Linked DNA regions of Homo sapiens: region 2 is linked to region 1. Evidence: chromatin loops called from intact Hi-C (ENCODE). Cell type or tissue: testis. All regions are shown on one strand. Links, peaks and the distances in the headings refer to the core of each region. The heading gives the core; the rest is flanking DNA. Region 1 overlaps SRGAP1 (SLIT-ROBO Rho GTPase activating protein 1). Region 2 overlaps SRGAP1 (SLIT-ROBO Rho GTPase activating protein 1).

Region 1 (10,154 bases), core at 962-8,961:
CTTATTCATTTTTATATAAAAGCAACTAGCAGGCTGGGTGTGGTAGCTCATTCCTGTAATTCCCCCACCTTGCGGGGCCAGGGTGGGAGGATCACTTCTCCCCAGGAGTTCAAGACCCACCTTGGCAACATAGTGAGGCCTCATTTCCACTAAAAATAAAAAAACTTAGCCACATGTGATGGCATGCACCTATAGTCCCAGTTACTCGGGAGGCTGAAGAGGGAGGATGGCTTGAGCCCAGAAAGTCGAAATTAAAGTGAGCTATGATTGCACCACTGCACTTCAGCCTGGGTGACAGAGCGAGACCCTGTCTCAAAAAGCGCTTAACTAGCAAAAAAAGAGCAACTAGCATGAGTCATATTGTTGGCATTCGATACATTTTTGTTGAACCAGTGGACGAGTTCTTATTGCAGGCAAGGAAACTTTTCCTAGGGTTGGAGTTGCCTGACAAAAGCACAGGTTGCTCTGGGAGATGGGACATTCTGGGCAGGAATGGGCTTGGGGGGATTTGACCCCTGGATTCTTTGTAGGACTAAGTGATGTTTAAGCCTTGTTGTTAAGTGTGAGATTCTGTAATTCTGTTTCTCTAGCATATGCCCAAAGGGAAGAGATATGAAAAGCTAATTGGAACTGCAGATTGTCCTGGAAAGCCTTTGTTAGCAAAAGTGATGAACAGGTTTTGTATCAGCACTGAGAGCAGAAGGGCTTTCCCCCAGTTTCTGGAGTCAGCATCAACAGTGCTCATCCTGAGAAACAGTTCCAGTAAGCCTGGACTTCAGATCATCTTCCAGATTTAGGCTGAGCCCCAGGAAGGGAATGGTGAGGAGGAGAAACTGTTCTAGTATTTTCAATGCTAGGAAACTAGTGTGAGAAGTTTTAGAATAAGTCAATTCATTGGCATCCAAGTTACAAATACATTTACTTAAGAGCCAGGAAATAATGTGACTCACTAAATATGTTACCTTAAATTATTTTAATTGGTCTCCACACACCATTTACATTGCTGCCACATTCATGAGGTCCTATACACTATTATTGATGTGAATTTTGTTCCTCTTATATTTATGACAAGGTATTAATTTTGTCCAATAAGCTTAGAATTTCTGTACATCAGAAGTTACAAAATGGTAGGCCATAGGGAAAATCTGGCACAAGAATATGCTTTGTTTGGCTGTACAGTATTTTGTTTTAATTAGTTACTGATATTTAACATTTTGGAGATTTTTACCCAAAAATCCAGATTTCTGGCTTCTCTCTCAGAAAACAAAAATACCAGATTTGGCATAACTGCATCATACCTCCTACACAGTGGCCATTATCTGGAGGTTGGTGGCTAGATGAAGCATGTGCCCCCCATGTAACCATGGTCATTACCGTCTCTTGTTACTTTACACCCTGCCTGCATCTCTCATTTGGGGGACCTGTCTTGTCTGTGAGGGCATTGGAGTTTGTGACCCCTGCTCCATGTGTAAGGCTCACAGGCAGGTCTTAAGTCTGTAAGTGGCTACCGTTTCAACCCTGTCAGGACTGCTGAACAACGTGAAGTGTTTCATTGGATTTGGGCAGAGTGTTGTGTCTTCAGGATAATCCTGGCCAGTCAACTCTGTAACCAGAGGGAAGAAGAAAAAATGTATTCATCCTGTGCTGTGCTGTTGGCATTCAGGAGAGCCCTAGTCTAGGAGACTGGGCCTGAAGTGCCCTGCAGACTGCTCGCTTGCCTCTGCTCATGGTTACTTGGCACCTGTGCTTGGGGAAGCATCCAATGGAGTGGCAGAGGCTCAATGCCATCCATTCAGACAGCTTTCTGAATGCCGGCAGCCAAGAGAACATCAGCTGTGCCTGTGAGTAGTGTGGGTCCCCGCCAGAAACATCTAAACTTCAAAGGGAAAAAAATCGTACTGTGGGTCGGTGTGGAAAGCTTTTGGTCTTCTTGAATTTTACTCGTTTTCACAGAGAAGGAAGATGGTGTGAAGCATTCTGATGGACTCCACCTGTTTTTAGGTGCCAAGATAATTAAGCTAGAGTAGTTGCATTTAAAACCTAACCATGAAAATAAAATGAATACAAAGAATTTCTGTTTGGTGTCAGAGCTACCTTAGAATTAGGGAACTGTGAAAGAAGATCTTGGATGAATCTGATGGCAGATTTCATTAAAGTTGAAGTTACATATTCATGACTGATTTTGATTGCACCATTTCTAAGGTCTTAAAGCGGTGGGGGTGGGGAGGTCTTATAACCGAATAACCTACTCTTTCGTTCTAAAAGAAAAAGAAATCGTGCTTTTGTTTTGACTTGAAATTTTATTCTCATGCTGGCCCAAGAGTAAAGTCTGATACCTGGAATGTACTGGCAGCAAAATGTACTGTTTAAAAATCTGAAACATCGGCCAGGCACAGTGGCTCACACCTGTAATCCCAGCACTTTGGGAGGCCAAGGCAGGCGGATCACGAGGTCAGGAGATTGAGACCATCCTGGCTAACACAGTGAAACCCCGTCTCTATTAAAAATACAAAAAAATTAGCCGGGCGTGGTGGTGGGCACCTGTAGTCCCAGCTACTCGGGAGGCTGAGTTAGGAGAATGGCGTGAACCCGGGAGGCAGAGCTTGCAGTGAACCGAGATTGTGCCACTGCACTCCAGCCTGGGTGACAGAGCGAGACTCTGTCTCAAAAAGAAAAAAAAAAAAACTAAAAAATCTACTGTCCTGAAGACAAGCATGTACAGACCAAAACTCTCTTGAAATCCCACTAGAGCCCATGTTTCCATATGTGATTTGGTGACTTCCTGAAGACCTTCATCATTTACTTTACATTTGATTCATTTTCTACCATGCTGCCTTTCCTCACATGTCCCTCCTGACTTTCTCCTCTTTTAAATTTTTCTTACTCCCCTTGAGCTATGCTTCCCTTTATCCTTTTCCTGTTCCCACCTTCCCCCTTTCCCCAGACCATCAGTCCAGGGTCTTCTGTTTTCATCTCTTTACTACTTCCGCCTCTTTTCCAAGACACAGGGAAATTTAACAGAGAGGAGTGTACTGTGTGGGCAGAAAGCTGGGGAGGAGAGTTTAAATTAAAAGGCAACATTTACATTGTAGATGCGTAATTAGGGGGAGAGGTGGTGAGAGCTATCTGGTGCTGGGGATTTGGATGAAGGAGGACAGTATTTCTCCAGCAGTGCACTAAGAGCTATTTATGCATCTGATCATGTTTAGAAATGAAACTCTTCCAGATAAGAACAGATGTAAAAGGGTGGGTGTGGCAGAGGCAATATTGCTAATCATATCTGAGACCTTACAAAAAACTTATAGGGAAGTAGAGGTATGAGATTAAAAAATGTTAACATTTTCATCATAGTATTTCTGCAATGCTGCTTTGTTGTAATATTTAATGATATATTTTTAAAGAAGTGTAACTTTTCAAAGTAGTTTGCAAGTTGAATAGACCATAAAACAAATAAGAAAAGCAGAAGATCAGTGTTTAAAATAATTGTAATTTTAAGCCACTTTCTTTCAAAATTTAAATCTAATTATATTGAAAGGCAACTCGGATTGCATTATGGTACTCACAAATCCTTCCATTCCATATCCTTGAACGTAGCTGGAACTGCCCCCTCCCTTATCAAAATTAACACAAAACAATGTTAAAAATCTGTTGTTCCCTATTTGGCAGGAAATGTCATTTCCTGATAATTTCATTAGTTAGAACATAAATCTACAGCTATCTTTTCTAAATGTGCATAATTTACATTTGTTTTTAACTTGTTAACTAAGTTGAAGCATTTCCTGTAATAAATGAACAAAGAGCTGAATCAAGATAGCATCCTATATCATTTTAGAATATTTACTTTAAAATGCCCTAATAATTAGCCCAGCCTCTGCCTACCTAACCACCCTGCGATACAAAGCAAACTGCCATGCTTCTAACACCCTGAGCTCTCTAGACACTCTCAGCCACTCCTTTTGTCCATAGTACCCTTTCGGAGCCCACCCACAACTTACCAAATTTCTGCTTTGCTGATAGCTCCAGTGTCATTCCAGAGCCTTCCCTGATTTACCTGGGCAGAATTTGTTGTTCCTGCCTATGTGTTCTCATAGTACTTTCTTCATGCTTCCATGATAGGGCTTATTACCTTGCATTGTAAATGATGATAATTATACAACTAATAGTTACATGTTTTCCTGTCTGTAGACCAGGAGGTAACCTGGGAGGCCCCAAGGTAAAGAAATAATGGATTTTTTATATCTCCAGAGCCCACTACCTGGAAGATGCTCAGTAATGTTTGTCAGATGAGTACGTAAGCATTTTTAAATTTACTTGTTCCTTGTTGACTAGACATTGTTTAATGAACATTGTTGAATTCAGTTTTTTTTCAGATTATGCAGGTAAAAGCTGGATGTTTGTGCAGGACTAGAAGTATACTTTTATTATAGAGTTTGGCTCACATCTGAGGATGAAATAGAAAACTTACTTTTAACACAGGTTGTCTGTCACATTGGACATTTTCTTTGGTACTTGAAGAGATAAAATAATGAAGAAGAGAATTAACATATCTGACATTTTAAAGCTAGTTAATGGTCAGTACTTGCTAAGGCCTGAAAAATCTTAAAAGGTGTGTGTGGGTATAGGGGTGTGTGTGTGGGTGTGTGTGTGTGTGTGTGTGATCTTTTTTTTAGCTGAAAAAATAATTGCCATCTCTTTAAGGATTTTGTAGCCTAAAACTTGAAAGGCTTTTATTTTATGATTTAGAATTGCGGCTTTCAGTTGTAAAATGGATGTTGAGGAAGCATGGGTAATGAGGCTATTCTCTGGCTTCCTTTTTTCAGCTCCTGTCCAGAGTCCAGGTAGTCCATGTGGACCAGAGGTGATTGGAGCTCTCATTTATTGAAATGTAGTTAAATCAAAATAAGAAAGTTGCCAATAGAAATCCAATCAAAGTCTCTAATAGAAAGCTGGGCATCATGGCTCATGCCTGTAATCCCAGCACTTTGGGAGGCCGAGGTGGGAGGATTGCTTGAGCCCAGGAGTTAGAGACAAGCCTGGGCAACAGAGCAAGACCTTGTCTCGATTTTTCTTAAAAAGTCTCTAATAGAGGTATAAAGAAAATTAAGTGAAATGATCAGTGTTTCCTTTGTCAGTGTTTTAGATTAAGGTATTCTCTTGTGGTAGAAGTAGATAAATAAAATATACTTTTATTTCAGAGATGTTTAGAACATTATGATATTCAATGGATCTAACTGGAATTCTTTTCCACTGCTGATCAAATAAGATACTGTTTATAGGAGAAACCTTATAGGGTTGGAGGCCATAAGGAGCAAAGAATAAAAAAGAAGTCATAATGCAGTGGCTGATTGCAGGGAGTGGAGAAGGCAAACCATTTTTTTGAATTGGCAGAATTTGGTGCCTAAGTCGATAGCATTTTGATAACTTAGTATACTTATTGAAACAGATGTACACCAGAGATAGTTGTTGAGTACCTACTATGTGTTCTGTGGAAATTTAGAAACTTGTTATTTGTATTCAAGGATCTTATAATACATTATAGTTCAAAACTTTATGTTAATTAGAACATAATAGCAATAGTACAATAATGATCTAAAACAAAAGCAGTTGACCTAAATACATAGTTTCCTAGAAAGTCATGACATTCAGGAAATACTAGGAAATTAGTTTTAGGCATTTAGCTAGTTTTTTTAAAAAATCTGAATTTTGGAGAGTTCTTTTGGCTTTAAGTAAATGATAGAAGGCCAGGCATGGTGGCTCATGCCTGTAATCCCAGCACTTGGGAGGCCGAGGTGGGCAGATCACCTGAGGTCAGGAGCTCGAGACCAGCCTGGCCAACATGACAAACCTTGTCTCTACTAAAAATACAAAAATTAGCCGGGCATGGTGGCAGGCGCCTGTAATCCCAGCTACATGGGAGGCTGAGGCAGGGAGAATTGCTTGAACCCGGGAGGCGGAGGTTACAGTGAGCCAAGATCGCGCTACTGCATTCCAGCCTGGGTGACAGAGTGAGGCTCCGTCTCAAAAGAGAAAAAAAGTAAATGATAGAAATGACACTAGACCCTTGGCACCTAAACTGTTATTTGCTGCATCAACTCTCATTGGATTAATAGTTATACATTCTAATATATTCTAAACATTCTAGTAGACCATCTAGAAGCACAGGCCTGGGTCACTTTAGCTTGCTTTGCATAATTACATACTATGTATAATTGCCGAACATTGTAAGTTTGCATCGTAGTCTCTGGAGTCAGACAAACCTGAATGGGAATCCAAGTTCTGGTATTTATTAATTATCATACTTTGAACAAAATACTTATGCACTCTCTGCTTCAATTTTATCATCTCTGTAATGGAGACACCACATAATAGGATTGCTGTAAGAATTAAATGAGATAAACTGTATCAAGTACTTACCGCAGAACCTGAAAACATCATAGGAAATCAATAAATATTCTTTTATTAGATATAAATGTTAAATTGCTTAAAAGTCTAAACTTTTCTAGTAGACATTTTAAAATTGGAATTATTGCAATAAGACAAATAGCTTTAATTTGAAAAAGGCTCAATTTGCAATTAACTCAGTACTCAGTGCAAAAGATTTAAACTAGTTTAAAAGTTTTTCATTTTTTTTCTTTTTTCCTTTCCAATATTTTCCCAAAAAAGTTTTCCATTTTTAAAACTTATTCAGAGAAAAACATGTGTAAACTTTGATATATATTCCATGAAACTTCATGTTGAATTGTATCAGGAAAGAATGTCAATGTTTGGCAAATGCCTTGAACCTTTGTCAGTAACACAGTCATTCCAAATGCTTTTCAGGAACACAGTCATTCCAAAATGTAAATCTTTGTATTCTCTATAAATCAATAATTCCCACACACTGTCTTTCTGTAGTAGTAAAAATCAATCTACTAATAAGGTCTGAAATGTCCTTGCTTAATTATGGGGAAGTTAATGAAACCCTGCCTCCTGTGCATTTTAAATAAAAGTACAATAGTGGATCATTCAGATTTGCACTTCTTTAAACTGCCCTTTCCTACAATGTTGTTCAACTGCAGTCATTGAACACTCTAATTTATTGCCTTTTATCCTGGCTAGCTTTCATATGAAAAAAAAAGTGCAAGTTTGTTTTCCATACTTTATCTAAAAATGTTATGTAGGCCAAAATATAATATTTGGCTTTCAAAAGCTATGAAAAACTGACAGTTTTGTAGTAAGCTTTTATTTTAAAATAATATTGAGGTTAACATCATTACAAATGAAGGTATTGTAATGAAGACTTAGAATAATGAATACAGCCTCTATGTGTCAGAAATTTTTTGAAATTTACTTTACTTTCACATGTGAAATAGTGAGGATTAACTGTACTGAGAAGACAGTTCCTTATTTTCTTTTAATTTTTATTTATTTTTTTCTTCTGGTCTTACTTTAATACAAAAAAGGATTTTATTATAATTCTGTTACCCCTTAGATATGCTAGTCACCTCTAGAGTTCTAAGATGAGCCTATGATTTTGAGCTTGGAATGAAAGCAACTTGATTTTATATTATGTTCGTTGTACTATTTTGTTTGCTTAAATTGCTGGTGATACCATAATTCTAAAGTAGAAAAAGACCTTAGGGAGTCATATTTTCCTTAAGACAGTGACCTGGAAAGTTACATTTGGTTCAGCCACCCTAAACTTCCTAGAAAATAACTCTTCTGGACTAGGGTATCAAGAATATCATTTTGAGTTTATTTAAGGCATGACATTTCCATTCCCTACATTTATGCAGCCTCCCAAATCCTACATGTCCAGAGCCAACCCCTCTGAAGCTATCTGTGATGATGACCCCCAAGTGGCCAGTGATCTTTCCTTCCTGAATGTCCCTTAAACTAAGTAGTCTGCACCATCATATCTAGAACTTGTATTTTTCTTTTTTTCATTATACATTTAATAATTGGCCAGCACAACACTTTACATAATGAGAAAGTATTTTCCTATTTCATCTGATTGAAAGCTTCCATCACCTTTGGAAGGGAAACATGGTAGTTATTAATGACCACTTCGCAGTTAAGGAAACATGAGCTCCAAAGAAATCGTCCCTTCTCCAGTGTTACACCTCCTCTGACTAGAAACAGTGTTCAGACACTCCGTATTCTGTACTGTGTTTGCCTTGGGCATAGGTTTTGCCTTCTGATTAAGCCTGTCAAGTCCTCAAGGACCCGTTCCTATAGGAACTCCACATTGCCGACTCCACTTACAACAAATTCAGTTGCTAATTCCCTCATATCCTAGAGGAGAGCTGTCCAAAAGCCATATTGGTCATTTTAGATTTTTTAGGAGTTACATTTTAAAAAGTAAAAAGAAACCATTGAATAAGTGAAATTAATTTTAAAATATTTTTATATAATACAATATATCCAAAATTTTATGATTGTAACATGAATTAATATACAGATGATTGAGACATTTTACGTTCTTTTTTTTCTCATAAGATTTCAGAATTTTGTGCGTGTTTTACACTCACAGCACACTTCTCTTCAGCCTAGCCACCTTGCAAGTACTCAGTGACACTTGCAGCTACATACTGGGCAGCACAGTGCTTAAGATTTCTCCACAATGTAGCTACAAATCAGCTTCTACTCCTTGATAACAGATTAAATGGAAATCATCATTAGTTCCACACCAGAAGACAGAAATGAGTGATTCATAAATAATTATAATAATAAGAGGCTTAGGGGAAAATATGGATACCATTCATTCTTGTGAGGGTTTTTGTTGTTTTTATTAATTTGTTTTGCCCTGTGATTCCTCATTCAAATGGGGAAACCATACAACTTACAAAGAAAACTCTATTTCATAAGGTGTCGGATGCTTAGCATTGCATTTATTATTCATTTGTATTCTCTTCTGAAACGTAAGTCTGATTATAAATCTTCCTTGTTTAAAATTGTTCAATTTTTGCCCACTGATGCTTCTAAGCATCCTCCATTGAGGTCCTGCTAGACCAACAAGATCCAAATATCCAGCCTAAACACAGGTATTTTTAGTAAGGACGCCAGGTGGTTTTTATCATCAAGCCAATTTGCAAAGCTGACCTGTGAAATAAAATCTGACTCCTTAGCATGCCACATGGGGTCCTTTCCAACCTAGTCTGTGACTAGACCTCCTACCCATCCAGAATTCAATTTCGGCAATTGAGAAGTACTTGTTATAACTCTCCTTCTCTCCTACTTCCTTCAGCCAGACTCCTGGTAAGTCAATCTCAGGGTCACCTCTTTGTGCCCTTGCCTTCTTGCCCAGCCATGGATATGTCCGCCCCAGACTCTCACTGCATCTTGACATTCTTACCTTGAGGCTGTGAAAGTCGCCCCCTCTCATTATCTGTCTGTGTTGCCTCTGCTTCCTCACTGAGAATGGGACTCATGACTTTCAGTCTATTATTTATGTCCACGAATAAGGAGCCTGGCACAAGAAAATATTCAATAAATATTTTTTAATGAAAGCTCGCTGGTGCTAGTAATAATAACATGTCCATCTGTTTCATAGTGGTTTACAGATTGCAGCATGCTTTTCACTTATATCATCTCATTTAATTCTCAGCACAGCCTTGTGAGGTGGGAAGTATTGTTTTATAAAATGAAATTCCGAGAGGTTGAGAGACTTGCCACATGTCACATGACTTGTATTAGGTGACACTGTAACTCCAATCTGGGTCCATCCTAACCTAGTCTGGGTCCTTTCTGACCTAGTCTGTGACTAGATCTCCTACCCATCCAGAATTCAATTTGGTAAATTGAATTAAGTAGCGTACATCCTGACGCTTCCTAATTTATGTGCAGAGTATAAGAGAAGCATAAATCTTGGGTTCAGATTTCTAGTGAAGTGGAGAAATTGCCTTTGTTTATTCAGTTGATTCACTTAAAAAAAAAAAAGCTCACTTTTATGGAATTTTTGCCTGCTCCAAATTTTTAGCCTAAAAAAGCTTATTATGCAAAATTTGCACCTGGTGTTTAGTTAATCAACAGTCACCAGGTTGTATAAATATTCACATGAGCTGTGAGCATGGGAATAATCAATAGAGCCCGTTGGCATCTCATTGCGTTGCTCTGAAAGACATTTCAGTGGCTCTCCCCTGTCATTTAGGAAAATCCCTTCTGTCCTTTGGATA
Region 2 (10,154 bases), core at 1,103-9,102, 120 kb after region 1:
ATCTAAGCTCACTGCAACCTCCACCTCCCAGGTTTAAGTGATTCTCCAGCCTTGCCTGCTGAGTAGCTGGGATTACAGGCATTTGCCACCACGCCCAGCTAATTTTGTATTTTTAGTAGAGACAGGGGTCTCACCATGTTGGCCAGGCTGGTCTCGAACTCCTGACCTCAGGATCCACCCACCTTAGCCTCCCAAAGTGCTGAGATTACAGGCATGGGCCACCGTGCCCAGCTCAGGATTTCTTTATCTTGGAATTTTTTTCAACGGGCTCTGGTATACCAGGGACACAAGCTGTGCTGACGTGTATAAAACCTTCACAGGACTCCATTTATGCTGCAGAAGAAACTGGATAGCTTTCATCCATCAGCAGCAGGCACACTAGCCTCTGCCCACTGGTTGCAGACATCTCTGCTTCCTAGCCCTGCCCCTTTTGCAGGCTGGGTGGCACACCAATTGCTGGTCACTGCCTGGATATGACACTGACAAATTTGCCCAGAGAAAAGCTGAGCATGGGAGACATGCCCCACCTTTTAACTCAACCATTATAAGCCTGCTGGCTTTCTGTGCAAGCCCTCTTCATGTTAATAGGCTACATCAAAGGAGACCAGGAGAGTTAATGGCGCCCATCACATAGTGAAGTAATCCCATGGTGAGCTCTTATGGAGGAATCTGAGTCCAGATTTGGTGTGATAGGGTTACTAATACAGGATTCAATGGTTATGTTTGGGGACAGTCCTGACTTTTTATATAGAAATCACCTCTCTGAAGTATACTAGACTCACCGCTGCAAAAACTGCCTTCATAGTAAAACAAATAGAGCCTAACCCGAAGATTTAGCAGTTGCTCGTACACAGCTGAATCTGTAACTACAGACATGTGTTTGGCCTGCCTTACTGCTCGCTTTTTGGTAGGCTGCCAATGGCCCAGTAAGTTCTTTGATTTACAACATTGTGAAGCAACTAGATTGGGCTCTTAAAGTGGCACTGTCAAAATTCAGAATTCCAAATCTTTGAAAACTACTGAAATAGAAAGAAGCACGCAATGAGTTGTTAAGACCAAACTCATTATTATCATTTTCTTCATCCCTCAGCAACACCATTGTATCTTTTTGTGATGTCATTTGTTTTTAAATCATAGAAGTTAAATTGACCACAGTAAATGAGATATACATCTATAAAACTGAGGCACTGATTTTTTTTTTCTTTTTCAGTAATGAGCCTTAATGTTCACATTGGCTTCTTTGTGTGCAGCATTTGGAGTTAAGGGGGTGCAAATATCAGTGCGATTTTGCTAAATAAAAAATCTGATACTAGGAGCTGAGCTCCATATTTTATTGCTTCTTGCCCTGGGCATAAGGTTTCTGACAAAGGAATTTAATAGATTATCCTCATACAATCCATTGTCTGTCTTTGAGTAGGAGTACAAGTATACTTTCAAAAGGGAAGCTGAATGTGAGTAATTATGGTTTTTTAGAAAAGCACTGCAGTAGTTGGTATTCTTAAGGAAGAAAAAGGACTGGAAAGTAATGCCAGGAGTTCTCATCAGTCATTCATTAGGGAGCAAATCCAGGATGCCTGTGTCTCATTTGAGCCATACACATTTTAAGTATTTTATCTCCTTTTTTAAAATATCAAATTGCCACCAAACTGTATTTTGGTTATCCCATTAACTATATGTAGGAGATAAAATGCATTTAGGTGTGAAAAATAATTCACTTCATAATTCTCGAGTGAAATTTAAGAGTAGCTGAAAAAAAATGTTTGAACCAAGAACAAGTTAAGCCTGGGTTATTTTTTTCCTTCAAAATGGCTTATATGTTGGGGGGTGTGGCGAGGGGAAGGAGTGGTCCGTTGTTTTTAATAATTAAGTAGCTTTCCAAAGAAAATGATTGAAATCTAATCCTCAGACTGCTGGAAGCTTTCACATTTCTCTGGGAAGAAGAGTCTTCTAAGCTTGTGTGTTATTGATCTATTAATGATGATACTGATTAAAAAATAAAACCTCATTCATCAGTTGAGACACACTCAGGACTATTAGCTGAAAAAACGATGGATGTGGTAGTGTGGTTATACTGTGAATCATAGTTCTTGCAAAGCACGCTCTTGGTTCATTATTCAAAATGTATCTTTTATAGGTTTTTAATTTTTTATCTCATACTATTAACTATGGATGGATGGAGCAAAATAATTTTAAGCATTTTACATATCATTTTCTAAATCTAGGGAATAATTTGTTAGGATATTGTTACAAAAATAGCAGAATTTCAAAGTTATAACACATTTCATTTCTAAGGAATTCTCATTGGCATCATTATTGAATCACTTGAAAGTGATTACCTATGTTATTAAATTTACATTTATAGATATTAATTTAATAATGTACATATTTATAGAATTTATTAAATTTATTTAAATATTCAGTATTTTGTATTTGGCTTTAGGCATATGAGGCAGACAGAATTGTAAGCCATAATACCTACCTTTCTTCTAGGATCTTTCAAAGTATTTGCCAGGAAAAAAGACTTACGTTTTTAAAGGTGGTACATTATAGTGCTTGGGAGCTAGTACATTATAGTTCCTGGGATCTCAGGACTGGGATTAAAACAAACTTGGACCTGAGTGCCACACCCACCCCATACTAATAGCGTGACCTTGGGCAAGTCACTTTTCTATATGCTCAGTCTTTTCTGTAAAATAAGGATAACAATAGAAGCTACCTCATAAAGTCGTTGTGAAAATTGTGAGTTAATATATGTAATATAAAGTGCTTATAATGGTGTCTAATAAATATTAGACATCATTGCTGTTTTTATTGTTGTTACTAATATATATTGCATCATACCTAATTAGACTTAATGCTGTCATAAAGTATGCAACATAACAACATAATACAACACAAGCCAGACAGTTTCTCTACCCTCAACCCTTTGCACATTCTACTGCCTCACACTGGGTGATCTTACGTGGCTCGTATGGACCCAACACAACCTAAATGGTGGTGACTCTCACATCTTTATCTCCAGCCCTGTCTTTTCTCTGTGCTCTAACCCTGTATAGCCAGCTTGCTGCCGAACACTGCCATTAGGATATCCCATAAGGCACCACATACCACAGTCAGCTCACCATCTGCCCACTCTACTTCTCAGTAGACCTTCACTCCCATTCATGAATAGCTATAAATTATTCTGAAGTTCTATGTACACCTTCACCTTTTTCTTCTCCTCCAAGGTAGCAGAAGGCCAGCAAAAGGAAGGGACTTATAACTTAAATAAGTAGAACTGGGAAGAGGAGGAAGAGGAGATTCTTCCCTTCCCTTCATCCCCACTTCAAGTCATGTCCATGAACTCATTCTGCCAACATTTTTACTGTGGCCTGGCCCTATGTGAAGAAAGGTAGTCTCAGATTTTAACTGTTTCACCCTATTTAATCAATAGATATTAACCAAATCCTTTATGTTATTTGTTATTCAAGAGGAGATAATAGAGTCAAAGGCTCTACTGCAGCCTGGAAGTGTTGGTTCACCATTCCCAACAAGCCAGCTTTCTTTACCATTGTCATGTTGGCCTTGCCCTAGAAATCTGAATCACTGCATTATGATATGATAGGCTGAGCTTAGCTGTTTGTGCTGCAACGTGACCATCCCCTGCCAGCTATATTTTCAAGCTGTTTCAGGACCATGTCATTATTTTGCAAACAAACCAGCTGAATGGTTCAATGTTTCCCACATTCCTTCCCACTACTCCGCCCTAAATGTACAAAGCAACCGATAAACACATGCAAACTTGAAATTATTGCAGATTGTCGGAGCCCTACAAAAATTCAGCCCTGTTACTTAAAACAAGTCAAGAAACCCAAATGTATAAGAAGTTGATGTTTTAATGGACAGAGAACTCTGTGAAAGGCTTTTAGCTTACAAGTTGGTGGAATGTAGTATCATTTAATGTCCTTGTACTTTAATATTCGCAAATGTCATTTCTGATTACAGAATACAGCTTCTCTCCAGTCCCCTGATTCATATTATAGAAAGAACACCAACTTAGTCTAAGGAAAATTGAACCCTCCCAACTGTATTTGAACCCATCCTTCTCGCTAACAAGTGTCAGTCAAAACAGAGAGAATAACTAACATCTAAATCTTGGATATGTCTTATTTGTATTTCATTTTTGGGCTTACAGTTATGATCAAGCAGCTATTCTTGTTTCTTTTCTGAAAAAAAAAAAAAAAAAAAACACAGCCTCAAATTGCCAAGTGAAACATGATTCTCAAATCTATAGAATTTATTAAATTTTATGTATAGATTTTATGAAATGTTTACACTGAATTATGTGTCTATCTTCATATGCTATCCTCATGTTTTCTGCCATAAAAACGTGTAAGTTATTACAAACTCAGTGTTTTAAAATACCGGATAGGAGATACAAAAGAGTACCACATACACTCTGCTGATTCCTTTCAGTTTACTTACTTTAAATTTTTTTCCTGCAGGTCATAGAGCTGAATATATGACTACAAGGTAGGAAAATATTTTATCATAACTTATAGCGTATTTTACTTTCTCTTTAACAAGAAGCAACCATTTCAATGCTGAAAGAATTAACATTTTGTTAATGAATACGGGAGATAGTTTTGGCTTGACAAAGCATAGCAACATGAAATGTTTGGGCTTCTTACAAGACTAGGTATGTTCTAGCTTATTTTTGTTTCCCTCTGGAATTGTAAAGCTCTTTAATAGGCAGAGACAGTAACAAAAACCTAAGTTAAACCGGCTTGGTTTATCTAATCCAGAATACTTTAACTGTTTCTAAATAGCGTGACAGGACTTTTGATTTGATAGTTTAATTAAAAAAAAAATACGACGTGTACATCTACTGCATAAGTAAGTAGAAAGTACAATTATTTTCTGTTCCTATTTTCCTTTAGTCATATAAACATTAGAGCTGGCCGGGTGCAGTGGCTCAGCCTGTAATCCCAGCACTTTGGGAGACTGAGGCGGGTGGATCACCTGAGGTCAGGAGCTCACGACCAGCCTGGCCAATGTGGTGAAACCCTGTCTCTACTAAAAATACCAAAAAATTAGCCGGGCGTGGTGGTGTGCGCCTGTAATCCCAGCTACTCAGGAGGCTGGGGCAGGAAAATCACTTGAACCCGGCAGGCGGAGGTTGCAGTGAGCCAAGATTGCGCCACCACACTCCAGCCTGGGCAAGAGCGAGACTCCATCTCAAAAAATAAAAATAAAAAATAAAAATAAAAATTTGAGCTATATTGAATATCTTTAGGATTTTAGCTGTCTATATATTCTCCATTTTGATTCACTTTAAACATTTAACTTTTAACACATACTCCCATATTGTACTTTCTTCATTCAGGGGAGGATTGTGAAGCTACTACAAGAAAGGAAAGCCATTTGGGCAGCAGATTCTGATTTGGGTTCGGGAAAGTTTGTGGCAACTTTTATTTTTCTATGTCACCATTTGTGCAACAGACAGAAATTATCTAATTAGCATAGCAAGATGTTGCATTTTTGAAATTGAGTTCTCTTTGAAATAAGACGCATTTAGAACACTGGTATATCTGCTGCAGTAATTGGCAAGTTGACTTTCAAGGATCTATAATGTTATTGCTGGGCAGCTTATTCATAAGGAAGCCCCTCGTACTTCATGGTAAACCAACTAGAAAGATACAGCTCCTGACTTTTCCAAACCTAACAAAAGAAAAAAACACTGAGGTTTTTCTTCACTGTGTCAGTGAAAAAGAAGACTATTACCTCGACCTGGTAATATGCAGCTTATAGAGATGTTTTTCACCTATAGCATCTCCTTGCACTATCAATTATTTTACCTGTTGTTTCTCAATTATAATTACTGTAAGGCACTTCAAAAAAAGAGATTTTTTTAAAAAGCAGAAATGGAAATATATTAATTTGCCATGAGAGCTATAATTGCCAAATAGACTAGATATTCACATCAACCTGACCAGTACTTCCTCTCATGTGGGCATCCTCTGTAGGAAACCAAATTATCAGGAAGTCATGTGGTAGCCACAGAATCAGAATGAGTCACGCAATTGGAATGTTGAACGTCCCTGGCTCTGTTCACTTGATGTGGGTGTAGCAGAGCAAGAATCATCAGACCTCTGCCATGGAAATTACTTTGATAAGCACTGAGGCAATTCGTTTTCATTCCAGGTTCCTCTCACAACTTGCATGCGTTCATATTTACCGTACTATAGAATCCTACAGAGGTGATTTTCAGGCCTTTCATAGAAGACTCAAAAGATATCCCTCCATTAGCCAGCATTACCCTGCGTCTCCCAGTCATGCGGGGACAATGATTCAGTGCATTGGAGGTTTTTGGCTCCGTCTACAAGATTGGCTTGCTCCGTGAATCAGTGACCAAACAAAATTCTAATCTGCTTAGCTTTGTCAGCTTCTCCAGATATCACCAGATGTGAAGCTCTCTTGGACCTTATTGTAATAACCACATTTTCTAGTTTTTTAATGCTTTGGTATATTGGGGACTTTCTGACCCCAGAAGTACTGCCCCTCCCGGGATTAGCCAATTCCTAGCAGTAGTAGTAAGAACTGGCTTGCCAAGTGTGCCTTTTGTATGCAAGCCAGGTGATCCAGACGACCTACCTCCAACCACCTCCTTCATGGTTCTGACACTCACGGCCACTATTCCCCTTCCCTAATCACCCCAAGGCCAGGTATAGGACAACTTAGGGATAGTCCCTATGCCCCAAAGCCCACTGGAATCATTCCAACTAGCCTATTCTAAACCTGCTTGCCCAGCTTCTCCCATTCCCTCCAGTGGGAACCACAATAAAGACTCCTGCCCACATTTTCCTTTGTGCCTTCTGCCTCCTGACCCACCCCGGTGCTTCCTTCTGTGGCCTCCCTGGTGGTGGGGCACATCCCCAACTCTTTAACAAACTATCTTTTCAGTGGTAGTTGTCTCCTGAACGTTGGCCTCCCCGTACCTGAATAAAAATGAAATCCACACTTTAAAACACTTTTAAAATAGTGAAAGGAGTGGATGAAATCAAGTATGTAGGGTTAAATGCTTTGGTGGTTGGTTGTTTTGTTCTTTTTACTCCTATCAGATTATTTCCTCCATGAATGGCCAGAACTCAGTGTATAAAAGAGATCTCAGAAATTTCATCCGTGGCAGGAGATGACATGTTGCCTGGTAGAAGTTTCCATATTCTCTCCTAGACACTTGCAAAGGCTTCTTTTAACCTCGCCAGCACTGTAGAACTTCAGGTGCTGCTTGCTGTGCACCTTGTTCATCATATGAGCCCATCTGCTGGGAGGGTCTTAGAATTTAGCTGTGGAAGGCTGTACCAGTAGGTTTGTTTCCATACATGATAGTGTCTAAGGAAGCTAGTCAGGCTTCCACGTAACTTCTTGGGATCTGGTATATGAACCAGACTTTCTGAACTTAAGCTAAATGAACTAAAAAAGATAAATTTTCCTAGAGTCTGAAGCTTAATGAAGGGCTTTACACAATTTCCTGGTGTGGTGTGTATCCTCCTATAAGTCTTGCAGTTAAAAAGGAGTTTTACATTAAAACATCCAGAGACAGGTCTCAGGGCTCTCCTTCCATGTATTTCATTCAGCACAGTAGTAGAAGTTGAGTCAGGTAATTCTGGCCTTCTTTCCACTAAAGGGAGAGAGCAGAAGAGGTTCCCTCTCTGCAGTCACAGGGCAAGATGTCACAGTTTCTAAATATACTACATGCTGCACTAGATGTGCATATGTCAGAGAGAATGGTTTATTCACCAGAGCAAATGGGCAGACTGGAGAGGAAGAGAGTCTGCAGTGGCATAAACAAGTACATCCTCAGATATTTAGGTGGTGGAATAGTTTGTTCTAAAGAAATAATAACTCATGCGAGCCTGTATGTCCCCCAAATTAGAAAAAGCAGTGAACCCAAATTATTTTTCTCACTTGTGACCTATTAATAGTTACTTTTGCATGAAATAAAATTCCATTACTGCTGGAGGGGTATCGAACAGATGTGATGTTACTTGCATTGGTTTGCTGGGCTGAGTGAGGTGGCTCACGCCTATAATTCCAGCACTTTGGGAGGCCAAGGTGGAAGGATCTTTTGAGCCCAGGAGTTCAAGACCAGCCTGGAAAACACAGGGGGACTCCGTCTCTATAAAAAATTTAAAAATTAGCTGGGCATGATGGCATGCGCCTGTAGTCCTAGCTACTTGGGCTGAGGTGGGAGGATCCCTTGAGCCCAGAAGAAGGTGGAGGCTGCAGTGAGCCATGATCATTCCACTACACTCCAGCCTGGGTAACAGAGCAAGACTCTGACTTAAAAAAAAAAATTATGTGTACCTAAAAATGTTATATTTAATTCCTCATTTGGGGATCTACCGGAGCCCTAATCTTTATGACCGGTTGTATCTTACTGTGTGACTTGTAAACCAAATAACAAGAATGCTGGTTTGTAACATTTGGCCAAATAGCTAACGAGTCTACTTGGTAGTGCTTATTTTAAAACAAACCAGCAAACAAACAAATGTCAGCTGCAGCATACAGGGAAACAGCAGTGTGAATAAACAATTTGTATGTTTTTTGATACAGAAGTGAAAGTAAATAAATGGGAAATGGGAGGGAATGTTTTCCCCTGTGATTGGGGGAGGGGAAGGAACCCAAGATTCCCGTGTTTTGTAATATTGATGTGACCTATAGATGTTTCATTTATTGTTTGATTTCTGCCATGCTCAGTAATTATATTCCCTTCCCTTAGGCCTCCAAATGTTCCCCCTAAGCCCCAGAAACACAGGAAGTCCAGGCCCCGCTCACAGTATAATACTAAGTTGTTTAATGGGGATTTGGAAACATTCGTCAAGGTACTGGCACCAGCCATCTGGGTGGCTGATCTCCATGCTTCTTACTATAATGGTCTCAGCCTCTTGTAAGAGGAGGAAGGTCATTATGTCCAAGTCTGTCCTGGGGCTCTTTGCTTTCCCAGAAAATCAATATAATATTTCCTGAAGTCAGAGAGGAAAGAATATTTGGGTCGAGTGCCTTCAGAAGAGAGAATAAATGTGAGTATTATTATGTGGGCATAAAAGAAAGCCCTCTTTCTTTATTTTTTTAAAAAGAGCCATAATTTGTACAGAAAGTTAAAAAGCAACCTGATAAAAATGTTGTATTTTTACTCATGCAAATGAGATGGCACAAAATATTCTTTAAAGTCTGCTTGTTAGGATAGCTCTGAAACACAGCAGGAGTTTTGATTTCCCATGACTTGAGGAATTCATTATATTGAATGAATTGTAAGACTATGATCTATACCTTGTACCTCTGCTGTGTTTACTCTTCGTCTTCTTTTTCATCCTGTATTTCTGATAATGCTTCTAGCCGAGGACGAAGAAACTCGCACACAAGACATCAGGTATAGTGCTAGAGGGACGTGAGGGTGCTCTTTCACTGTTGGTATCATTTTCAAGTCGTGCTCATGCTTGGCTTTAATTAGATTGTTAAGGTTTTTAAAAGAAAAATGTTTGCATTTGGAAATCAGACAAGTTTATAAATAGGTTTTACTTAGAAACTGTAGCAATCAAACACTAGAGGAAAAATGGGCACATTAAACTATTAGTTTTTACATTATGTGTTTGGCAAATGTATCAAGTTTGATCAAGGGCTTTATTAGGGAAAGTCAATGTTAAATACCAAATACACATTTAATACTGGATTATGGACCCTAGTGTGAATTTTACAAAAAAGAAAAGGGCTTGCTTTCTCCTTTGTAGTTCACATTTTATGGCATGGGCTGCGGTGTTTCTGCAAACTAAGTTTATCTGAGAAACCATGTCATTAATAACCTCCCTTAATGATATATTACAGACGTCTTACTTTCTTAGGTCTGTTTATTGAATATGTGTACTAATAATTAAATAAATGTGCATGTGGCATGTATAAGGACATACATACATATATACATACATACATACATACATACATACATACATATGTACATAGATTAAAAACCTCTGGCAGCCTTAAAAATCAGCCCTACTCTGGAATTAAGTGGAAAGCCACTGAAGAACCTAAATAGCAGTTACAGATCTACTGCCTTAAGCCTTAAATCCAGAAGAACCTTATTGGCTCTAATTTAATATAAAATTATTGTCAAA

What was found. Peaks named below come from ENCODE experiments on the same cell type or tissue, not always from the same donor. Only the 100,000 strongest peaks of a DNase experiment are listed, where the experiment ranks them.
Region 2: it touches region 1 in a loop (7-fold over the local background); 2 of 110 quality-filtered maps call a loop at or near these places.

What each region holds. Positions count from the first base shown.
Region 1 is chr12:63,967,128-63,977,281 of GRCh38, forward strand. All of the region lies in intron 1 of SRGAP1 (SLIT-ROBO Rho GTPase activating protein 1), which reads left to right. Among named protein-coding and RNA genes, the nearest start is that of SRGAP1, 130 kb to the left of the region's middle. In testis, for the core only: no CTCF peak of the experiment used is centred there; no DNase peak of the experiment used is centred there.
Region 2 is chr12:64,082,515-64,092,668 of GRCh38, forward strand. It overlaps SRGAP1 (SLIT-ROBO Rho GTPase activating protein 1), which reads left to right. Exons shown (of 22, transcript NM_020762.4): 11 at 4,485-4,512; 12 at 8,762-8,864. Among named protein-coding and RNA genes, the nearest start is that of KICS2, 130 kb to the right of the region's middle. In testis, for the core only: no CTCF peak of the experiment used is centred there; a DNase peak (open chromatin) is centred at 6,067; H3K27ac peaks cover 3,190 bases.